Regions from separate parts of the Homo sapiens genome. Here region 2 is linked to region 1. Evidence: chromatin contacts called from ENCODE Hi-C or POLR2A ChIA-PET data. All regions are on one chromosome and are shown on one strand. Each heading gives the region's core, a stretch centred on a gene start or an enhancer-like site at or near the end of the contact. The rest is flanking DNA. Distances are from core to core; before and after follow the strand shown. Region 1 has its middle 45 kb from the start of LINC01728. Region 2 overlaps TOX2 (TOX high mobility group box family member 2).

What was found. A loop is a pair of places that touch in the nucleus more often than their neighbours do. ChIA-PET counts read pairs that join two places held with the same protein, here RNA polymerase II (POLR2A). Pooled maps may share reads with other maps.
Region 2: a pooled map shows a loop between it and region 1 (3-fold over the local background). The contact joins two enhancer-like sites. A Hi-C loop is called at or near these places in 1 of 168 maps with a recorded cell type or tissue (mammary epithelial cell) and 1 of 50 pooled maps. POLR2A ChIA-PET finds 5 or more read pairs at or near these places in 3 of 52 experiments (A549, HEK293T and Panc1).

The regions. Positions count from the first base shown.
Region 1 is chr20:43,846,675-43,851,812 of GRCh38, reverse strand. No RefSeq gene overlaps it. Among named protein-coding and RNA genes, the nearest start is that of LINC01728, 45 kb to the left of the region's middle. Within about 2 kb of position 2,017, at least 7 of the 41 ENCODE cell types and tissues checked have a DNase peak (open chromatin) inside an H3K27ac peak, as active enhancers do.
Region 2 is chr20:43,971,421-43,976,739 of GRCh38, reverse strand. TOX2 (TOX high mobility group box family member 2) reads right to left here. Exons shown (of 9, transcript NM_001098797.2): 2 at 3,308-3,373. Among named protein-coding and RNA genes, the nearest start is that of TOX2, 59 kb to the right of the region's middle. Within about 2 kb of position 1,252, at least 4 of the 41 ENCODE cell types and tissues checked have a DNase peak (open chromatin) inside an H3K27ac peak, as active enhancers do.

The sequences.
Region 1 (5,138 bases), core at 768-3,267:
TGGACCAGAGGGGAAAAGACAAATTGTTGGGACGCTTGAATGGGGTCCATGGATTGGGTGGTGGTGTTTGTACTGATGTTGATTTCTTGATTTGGAGGGTTGCATTGGGGTTAGGTAGAGAATGAACTTGGTCTGGTGAAATACACACGACTGTGTTTAAAGATGATGGAATACTATGTGTGCAGCTTGCCCTCCAAAGATTCAGAAAGAGAATAATGGAAGGAGAGAGAGACAGAGAGACAGAGAGAGAGAGAGCACACGCACAAGCCAGAATGTGATAAAATGTTAAGAATTTGATGATCTTGGTGAGGGCTATATGGTAGTACTATGTATTGTTCTAGCAATTTTTCCACAAGCTTGAAATTGTTCAAAGTATATTATCTTTTGAAATATTCAAAAGAATAAAAATCCAATTAGAAATGTTACTAGAAAGAATTATAGAAGCACCTTTGGCATATTTGAAATAGGCCTCATTTTTGTTGAATAAAGTGCATTCACATCCACTAAATAAATAAACACTCAGTGTTGGTGAGGGAACAGATAAAAAAGATTCTGTGGTGATAGGTTTGTAATTTGGTACAATCTAAATAGGCCTTTCTTTGAGTCTAAAAAATGCATAAAGAAGCATACAAAGATATATATGTTTTAAGGATGTTTGGGGCAGAACAGGTTTGAAAAATTGGAAACAACCCATGTACCTGTGAGTGGTCATTGAAAAATTCAGTCACGTCCCTACAACTTAGCTCTCAGGAGCCCTGCAACAATGAAGTATTGTTTAATGAACATACAAAGGTGTTCACAATTTATTTTTTGAAAAACAAATTTATGTATTTATTAATTTGGTCACTAGCTCAGCAAATATTTGTTGAATCCTATTATGTATGAATTGTTGGGTAAGGCGCATTGATTTAAAAAGATTTATAAAGTACTGTATTTCCTTTTCTGAAACTCCAATTTCTAATTGAGGAGACAGACATATCAACAAATAATATTTATGATATCTTCAGTGAAAAGTACAAGTTGAGACCAGGCGCAGTGGCTCCCGCCTGTAATCCCAGCACTTTGGGAGGCCGAGGCGGGTGGATCGCCTGAGGTCAGGAGTTTGAGACCAGCCTGGCCAACATGGTGACACCCCGTCTCTACCAAAAGTACACATATTAGCCAGGTGTGATGGCAGGTGCCTGTAGTCCCAGCTACTTGGGAGGCTGAGGCAGGAGAATCGCTTGAACCCAGGAGGTAGAGGCTGCAGTGAGCCGAGCACTCGAGCCTGGGTGACAGAGCAAGACTCCATCTCAAAAAAAAAAAAAAAAAAAAAAAAAAAAAAAGTGCAAGTTGTAGAACAATTTTCACAGAATGCCATTTGGAAAAAGAAATTATATGAACGGTAATGTGTGTGAGTACAGGCATGGAGACGAAAAGCACAGTGGATCGAATACATTATTAGCGGTTCTCTCTGGGAATGAGTTAAAATGGGGAAAATTTTACTTTCTGTAGTATTTTGAAATTTTTACAATGAGCATGTATTGCTTGTATAATCTGGGGTGATACAAGCAATAAAAATATCTATGACTAGGGAGAAATAACGTCATGTTGCCTGAACACAAAACAAGGAAAAGATGGGTCTTTGTCTCTAACACGGAGATGCAGCTCTGCCCTGGGAGCGATGGGCCTAAATTATTATTAATTGCAGTTGTAGGCCTCAGCACTTTGCCATGTCTGCAATTTTAGAAAGTAAACAAACATCTTGTTCTCAAGATAATCCTGAACTGTTTATATTTGGTCTTCCTGAGAAAGGACGTTTTGTGACTCACCAGGGCCGCAGGGAGGAAGGGCAGGCCCTTCCCAGATCTCAGGTTTGCCTGCTGCGGGAGGCCTGCCCTGGGGATCAGCTCCTGTTGCGCCCCTAGTTTTAGCCATGGAAGGGCCTCTGGTCATGAGCACTTCACCCTGGGGTCCGAGCCCCGTCCTGTTCACCCCTAACCCCATGAATGACAGGGGATCCTCACGGAGGGAGTTGGTAATCTTGGGAGGTGGAAAAAATATTACATCTGTCTCTTCAGCACCACTGCCCTGAAAGTTAGCATTTCCTTCCCTTGCGAATGTCAACAACAAACCACAGTTGTATTAGTGGTGTTCTTGGCTTTGTCACCAAAAGAAATATAGATATTTTCATATCGCATTACAGTCATTGCTACTATCTCCATAGATCGTTTACACCCAGTACCACTTCAAAGTTAAGATGCTAATTAGACCTGTCCCTAGCGCTTGTTATTTAGTGCATTAATGAAGAAGTACATTTATTACTATATCAAAAGTGTTTTTAATATTTTGATAACCATGTTTCAACATAATTGGAATCCTTTGTAATCTAATATATTTTTATTTTGTGCATTTAAAAGATGTGCTCAGAGAAGAGGCCCATGGCTCAGAAAGGTCAGGAGTGTTTGATCATGAGGATTGCAAAGGGTTGAGAGTCCCAGGAGGCCTAAGGGATGGCTCCCAAACCCCGCGAATGGCCAGCCTTTCACAACTCCATACTGCTGGAAAAACCCAAGTTTTGGCCAGGCACAGTGGCTCACACCTGTAATCCCAGCACTTTGGGAGGCTGAGGCAGGCGAGTCACCTGAGGTCAGGAGCTCGAGACCAGCCTGGCCAACATGGTGAAACGCTGTCTGTACTAAAAATACAAAAATTAGCCAGGCATGGTGGCGCACACCTGTAATCCCAGCTACTCAGGAGGCTGAGGCAGGAGCATCGCTTGAACCCGGGAGGAGGAGGTTGCAGTAAGCCGAGATCATACCATTGCACTCCAACCTGGGAGACAGAGTGAGACTCCATCTCAAAAAAAAAGAGAAAGAAAACCCAAGTTTTCACTTTCTCCAAAGAAATGCTGGAGCTGGGCATGGTGGCTCATGCCTGTAATCCCAGCACTTTGGGAGGCCGAGGTGAGTGGATCACTTGAGGTCAGGAGTTCAAGACCAGCCTGGCCAACATGGTGAAACCACATCTTTATTAAAAATACAAAAAAATTAGCCGGGCATTGTGGTGTGTGCCTGTAATCCCAGCTACTCAGGAGGCTGAGACAGGAGAATTGCTTGAACCTGGGACATGGAGGTTGCAGTGAGCTGAGATTGCACCATTGCCCTCCAGCCTGGGCAACAGAGCAAGACTCTGTCTTAAAAAACAGAAAAGAAAAGAAAAAATGCTGGCAATACTGCACCAGCCTCCCCTCCTGGGACCCTGCTCCCAGCATGAGTAGAGGCTGCTCCTTCAGCCAGGACATCATCTCTAGTGCCCAGGCCCTAGCATGCCCCATCATTGCACAGTACCCCAGGCCTGGCATCCACAAAGTCTCAGAACCGTGTACCGGCCAGATCTACTTGTCTCCTGGGTCCTCTGTAGCCATTTCTTTTTGTAACCCTTAATCTAAGTCCACCCACCCATTTTCCAGGTGCCATAGCTGTGGCCTGAGAGGTGGGGAGCCAGGATTGCCAAGCTAAGTTAGTGGCACCCCCAGAATCACCCCGACTCCAGGCCCCTTCTGCTTATTGGCCAGGCTGTTCTCCCTGGAGGACCCCATCCTGCCTCCCTTACATTCCACAGGAGTCCTCGGAGAAGGGACACAGCTAAAGGTCCTGTGATCTTGGACACTCGTTGCACTGCCCTGAGCCTTACTTTCTTCATCTGTAAAATGGGTATGATTTTGCCAGGTCTGGGACAAAGTGCAAAATGTAAGGAGGTGCTCACTAGCCTGACCCTGGATGTTCCCTCTTGCCCAGGAATATAAGAAGGCCCACAAGAAAAGAAGAATAGGAAAGAAGTCCACATAGGGGTGGGAGGGAGTGACATCCACTCCGCTGCACTGTCTTTGATACATCTCACCCCCAGCATCCTTTCTGCAAAGCAGAACTCACGCCAGGCACGGTGCCTCATGCCTCTAATCCCAGCACTTTGGGAGGCTGAGGTGGGTAGATCGCTCAAGCCCAGGAGTTTGAGACCAGCCTGGGCAACATAGTGAGATCCTGTCTCTTAAAAAAAAAAAAAGGCAGGCCGGGCGCGGTGGCTCATGCCTGTAATCCCAGCACTGTGGGAGGCCAAGGCAGGTGGATCACAAGGTCAGGAGATCGAGACCATCCTGGCTAACACGGTGAAACCCTGTCTCTACTAAAAAAAAAATGCAAAAAATTAGCCAGGCTTGGTGGTGGGCGCCTGCAGTCCCAGCTACACAGGAGGCTGAGGCAGGAGAATGGCGTGAACCTGGGAGGCGGAGCTTGCAGTGAGCCGAGATTGTGCCACTGCACTCCAGCCTGGGCAACAGAGCGAGACTCTGCCTCAAAAAAAAAAAAAAAGGCAGAACACGCCCCCATTCCTCTTAAGCTCCCTTGTGCCTCCCTACTCATCCACTTCCCTGCCTGGACTGACAACCACGTGCATCTGGATCCATTCACCCGCACGGAGGACGAGTGTGACTTGCTACCATAATAGCAAAAAATAACTCGGCAGCAGCATCAATTACAATCTTAAATGTCCTTGCCCTTTGATCTAGCAATCCTACTACTTGTGTAGGAATCTACCTACACAAAGTAAATGTTTAGTGTGTAAAGATATTGATAATAGCCCCAGCCTCCAAACGTGCAAGGAGAAGATCGGAACTGCATGGGGATCCATCCCTGGGAGGGAAGCTGGATACAGTGTGACCTGGCCATCCTGTTGAATTCTATGAAGCCCTCACTCACAATGGGGTGGACCTGTACATTTCCACATGGAGAGTGCTCTAAGATAAGCTGGTGAGTGAAGGAAGCAAGACGCAGGCCGATACTCAAGTGTGATGCCATGACCTGCTAAAACTAAAGTAGCATGTGTAGGTTGCAAGAGAGGACTATTAACACGCCCATCCCCAGCTCCCCGCTCTCATCTCTCACAGAAAGGGCTGCTTTCCCCACCACGACCTCCCTGGAGAGCCCACACCTGCTCGTGGGCTTCTTAGAGGCTGGGAATGGGTTGTGGGGGACTCCCAGGTGAGAGAGCTGGTCTGCAGAAAGCAGCTGCTGCTCTGTGACAGGGCGTGCGTCCCTCCCCACAGCGTTGTTTGTGTGTATATATGTGTATGTTTATATAGACAGATCATGGTGAGACTA
Region 2 (5,319 bases), core at 3-2,502, 130 kb before region 1:
AGAGGAAGGAAATATATAGAACTTTCATCATTCAAGTCTAGAAGCTAGTAGGGTCCCACTGAGCTGCAAGGAGCTATAGGTACCAGAAAAGTCTAAGTTATTTTTCAACAAAATCATCATGAATCATATCCCATATGTTTCCTACATGTGGTAGTTTGTAAAAAGGCCACAATATTTTGCAGCCTTTCCCATCAAGAGGTAGAGGCTATTTCTCCATTCCTTGATCTAGGCTGGTCCTGTGACTGGCTTTGACCAATAGAATGTGTTGGAAGTAGATGTGTGTTTATTTCAAGCCTGGACCTCAAGAAATCTTGCAATTTCTGCTCTTGCTGCTCTGGGAACCCTTCTCCTACCATGTGAACAACCTGGAGCTAGCCTGCTGGAAGCTGAGAGACCATGTGGAACACAGGTGAGCCTCCCATACCAACCAGCCCACTGCTGATCTGGCAATGTATTGCTGCTGCTAAAGTGATCCTAAGCAAGGCCAGAAGAACCACCCAACTGAACTCAGTTAAACTGCTGACCCACAAAATCATTAACCAGATAAACATTTGTTGTTTTAAGCCACTAAGTTTTGAGGTGTTTGTTATGCAGGAAAAACTAACGGATACACTATAAGAAATCTAACTGCAATTGCAAAATTTGTTCACATTAAGATTGGCTCATGCCACTGGCTAGACTTAATTAATCTCAGAGAATTTTGATATCTTCTTCATAAAGTCCTAAGTTAGGGAGACCCTCTGGGTCACAGCATAAAAGATTTAGAAGGACCCTCAGGAAGTCCAACCACCTTGTTCCACTGTTAGGGACATTGAAGTTCAGAGAAGAGCAGGGGCTACCATCACTCATTACACAAATATTTTCTGAGTGCTCTCGGTGTTCCAGACACTATGCCCCACTGGGATACACAGCATTGGACCAGAGAGACCAGATCCTTTCCCCATGGTGGTCACAGTTTAGGGTGGAAATCAGGCATTAACTAAGTCATCACAAGGTAAGTAGATGACCACTGTGACAAAAATTATGAATTTTTGTCACTATGAATTAAAAAGACCTGGTGCCATTTTAATGAGAATCATGGAAAGGGGACCTAACGTGGGTTTGGCAGTCACAAAGAGCTCTCTGCAGAAGTGACATTTAGGCTGAGGCAAGTCAGTGGACAAGGCAAGGGAGGCTTGTGGAGCTCCGAGTCTGAGCTTCACAAGTTTGAATGCCAGCTCTAGTGCTCCCTGGCTGAGTCACCTTGATTGAATCAGCCAACATCCTTGATCTTCAGTTGCATCATCTATAAAATTGACTGAACAATAACGTCTACTCATTCTCGAGGCTGTTGTGAAGATTAGCTGAAATAACCATTGAGAAAAAGGCTTTGCAAGCTGCAAAGTGTTGGGGGAATTGTTGAGGATATGACTGTTAATGGTTTGGGGAGGGTGACATTTATTTGTACCAAGTCTCCTCTCCAAACGACTGTGCTCTCCTCTGCCGAGGCCTAGAGCAGACACAGAGCCCCACTGAGTCCCACTTTTCCTTCTTGGTGGAAGGACATTGCCAATGCTTTCCAGTAGGTTCCAGAACAGAATTCACCATAATATAGTTCTGAAAACCAGGGCTCAATATGTTAACAAAAATACTATTTAAACATTGTGAAAAGGCTCAGATGAGATGTCAGGGCTAACTCTGGTCTGCTGAGATGAGACTTCAGTTGATTATGTACAATTAAATGACATCAGTGTACTCTTCCAAAATAACCACTTCCAAGGCCTGGAGTCTTGCCCACCAGTCTTGCATGTTGGCGCATGTCAATGCAATATAAAGGCAGCTTTGCAGCAGCAGCATTATGCTCACACAGGGACAGGCCAGAGAGGGGCATGGTATGGTGGCCCCGGCATGAGCGATCCTGCAGCGGCAGGGGAGGGGGCGCAGCACCCTGCAGCAGAGCTTCCATGCCCCACTGAGACTACAGTATCTTCCTCACTAGTAGTGCCCCCTAGGGCCACAGGCCCATGTCTTACTCATCTATGGCCTCCATGGGACCTGTCACAGAATAGGGACATAAATATTTGTGAATTAATAGGCTTCTATTGCCCCATCTGGAAAATATGTGCCCAGCCTGATGGCTGAGGGGCCACCCAACTTGGACTGCCATAGCCCCCACAATGGCAGAGACAGAGGGTAGAGGTCAGCTCCAGGGCCGGGGTTGCCCTCCAGCTTCCCAAGTTTCTCAGCAGCTATAACCCTCCTTGGCTCTCCAATCAGTGTCCCGAGCTGGTCCCACCCAGCAAGCACCACTGCCTTAGGGAACCATCCTCCACGATGCCATGCCTGTAATGAGAATACTTCCTGGTATCACATTCTGCCATGAGGACCCTCCCTGGGGTTCCGGCCTGCAGTAAGGACTCTCCCTGGGGCCCCCGCCTGCAGTGAGGACCCTCCCTGGGGCCCCAGCCTTCAGTGAGGACCCACCCTTGCATCACTTTCTGTAGGGATGACATTCCCCAGGGTCCTGGCCTGCAGTGAGGACCCTCCCTGATCTCAGCCTAGAGTGAGAACCCTCCCTGGGGTCCCAGCCTGCAGTGAGGACCCACCCTGGCATCACATTCTGCAGGGAGACCCTCCCTGGACCCTCAGCCTGCAGCAAGGACCCTCTGTGGCATCATAGTCTATAGTGAGGATGCTCCCAGCTGAGAGAAACATTAATTTTCAGAGACCAGGCTCTCAGTGGAAAATCTGATTCCAACTGGCAACTATGACCCCCCAGAGGGCCAGGCTGGGGTTCGAGACAGCCTTGCCCAGGAATGACTCTGCTTCCTTTGCCACCAGTAAGACCTTCTGCTCTCTTTCCTTGTGCCCTGTCCACAACCCTCCCCTGTGGCCTTCAACAACTCCCAGCAGGCAGGAGAACCATGCATGCCTACGCAAGGGCATGTGTGCATCCAAACCAGAACATGTCCCCGTGGGTGCTGTGTGGTGGCAAGAGGCAGGCGGCACCAGAGAGCAGCAGGCACCTCAACTCACTGCTGCTGAAAAGCTGCCCCAAGCGTGGGGAGTATGGGCAATACATTTCAAGTTTCATCAAGTTCCCAATCCATTTTAAGCCAACAGTAGCCAGGTAGTTAATTTACGAACACTATAGTCCCACTTTGATTGTACCTTTTAAGGAGACTATTGCTATTCTTGATCATTCAGAGAGAAGACAGCAGCGGGCTGTGCTGGCCCCATTCTGCACCCCCTACCTCCACCCAGGAACAGCTCAGATCCAGCCAGCCCAAATCTTAAGACACCCGTTCAGGGAGGATGAGGCACCCACCTGGCTGGTTGACAGGAGCTCTGGGTTTCCGTCACTCATCCCCACGTAGGCACTGTCACCATCAAACTAGAATAGAGAGAGAGGGAGAAGCAGCTCTGATTAAAATGCTCTCAGGAAGGCACCAGGAGAAGCAGCCGGAGGAGGGCAGGGGACTGACTGCAGGGGACTGTGGGAGCTGCAGAAGGCAAATCAGAGCCCAGGATGCCCAAAGCCCCATTTCAGCAGGGCTACCTCTAGGGTGGAAGGAGCAGCCCCTGTTCCACGGCCCTTGAGTGCTCAGGTTCATGCTGTTAATCACACTTACAATGCAAATAGGAAAACCTTTCTGCCCTCTATAACTTGTCCATAGACACAACAGGCTGCCTTGCCATGTGCTGAGCTGCCCATCCTTGGAAGTATGCAAACACCTCCCTTGATCAAAATTATATCAGGTGATCAGCTAGAGCTGGAATCCCATGTGCTGGGGGAGGCCAAGAACACCAGAGCCTTGGGATCATGACAGCCTTCCCCAGACATGCCCTCCGGGTCCTGCCATCCTGAGTGGTTTTGGCCCATCACCTATGCCATCCCAGCCCCTAGGGCCACGCCTGGCTACAGGCAGTGAGGACTATGGTAGAGACCATGTACAGGAACTATATCCTGTGTGCAGAGAAGCTGCTAAGTCTGGATTCAGGAAGATTTCCCTGTAAATCTGCCTAAAAAGTCAGGAGCAGGTGCAGGGGAAGAGATGTGGGCTCTGGGACCCCCGCCTCCCTCTTTGCCCTGAAGTGTGATCTCAAGTTGGTGCCTCAACTTCTGAGATTCCTCATCTGTTAAATGGGGATGGTGCCTGTAGGCCCCTCCTCATAGGATGTTGCACTGTAGAGCACTTGACTCAACACATTAATATGGAGAGGACTTAATTCCAGTTAGTTCCCTTCCCTTAAGCTAGGTATCTTAGATAGGGTTCCCTAGAAGGAGAGCCTGAGGCAAGGGTTCAGATGCATGTGGCTATTAAGAAAGTACTCCTTGGGAATAACCTGTAAGTGTGGGAGGCAAGCCGGACAGGAGTGGGTACAGCTAAGCAAGGATGTGGTCTTGCCTGAAGACTTCTTTCAGCCTGCTCTGATGGGGAACTCTGGGGCATGAATTGTATGCAGAGTTAGTACCAACACGAAGCAAGGGGTGGCTGTTGTAGCCCAGGTAAGGAAGTCATAGGCCATGGGCTGCCCTTAGGGGACATGGGGAGACATAACCTTCTGAGCAAGGTGGCCCCCAATTGACCAAGCACAAGTCTTCAGAGAACTATACTGGCTGTGAGCCATTTGCAGGCAGCTTGTGCTCAAGGCAGGTGGGAGATGTCTGTGCTGGTCAGTAAAGGGTTCTGAGTGGGGCACCAATAGCAAACAGCCATTTTATTTTAATTGAACCATTTATTTATTAAGATATATTCACATGGTTCAAAATTCCAAGAGTACAAAAAGCAACACCACCCCACCTCCCAGCCATCCACTGCCCCTCTCCAGAGGCAACGTCTACCAGCTTTTTTATATCATTTCAAAGACTGTCTACATATACACATTTTAGAGTCATTTATTCTATTCATGACAGCATGCTATACAGTTTTGCACTTTATTTTTCTCTTAGCAACACATCTTAGAAAATGTTTTATATCAGAACATAGTTCTTTTTTCTGTACCCAGTATTCCACAGTGTGGATATAACACATATATTCAACTAGCTGAGCACATGGGTAGTTGCATTGTTTCTAGTTTTCTGCTATCCCAATATTGCTCCCATAAATATTTTTGTGCATCTGTTATTGAGCATAGGTGTGAGTTTATCTGTAGGATTCATTTGTGTAATTGCTGGATCCAACTGTATGTGCATTTGTAATTTAGACAGACATCACCCAGCTGCCCTCACGGAGGCCGTAGAAATCCACACGCCCACAACCATGTGAAATGTCTGTTTACCCAGCCGCCTTCACTCAGAGAAGCTTTGCTTGATAACTGGCTCAGATGCCAGCCCCA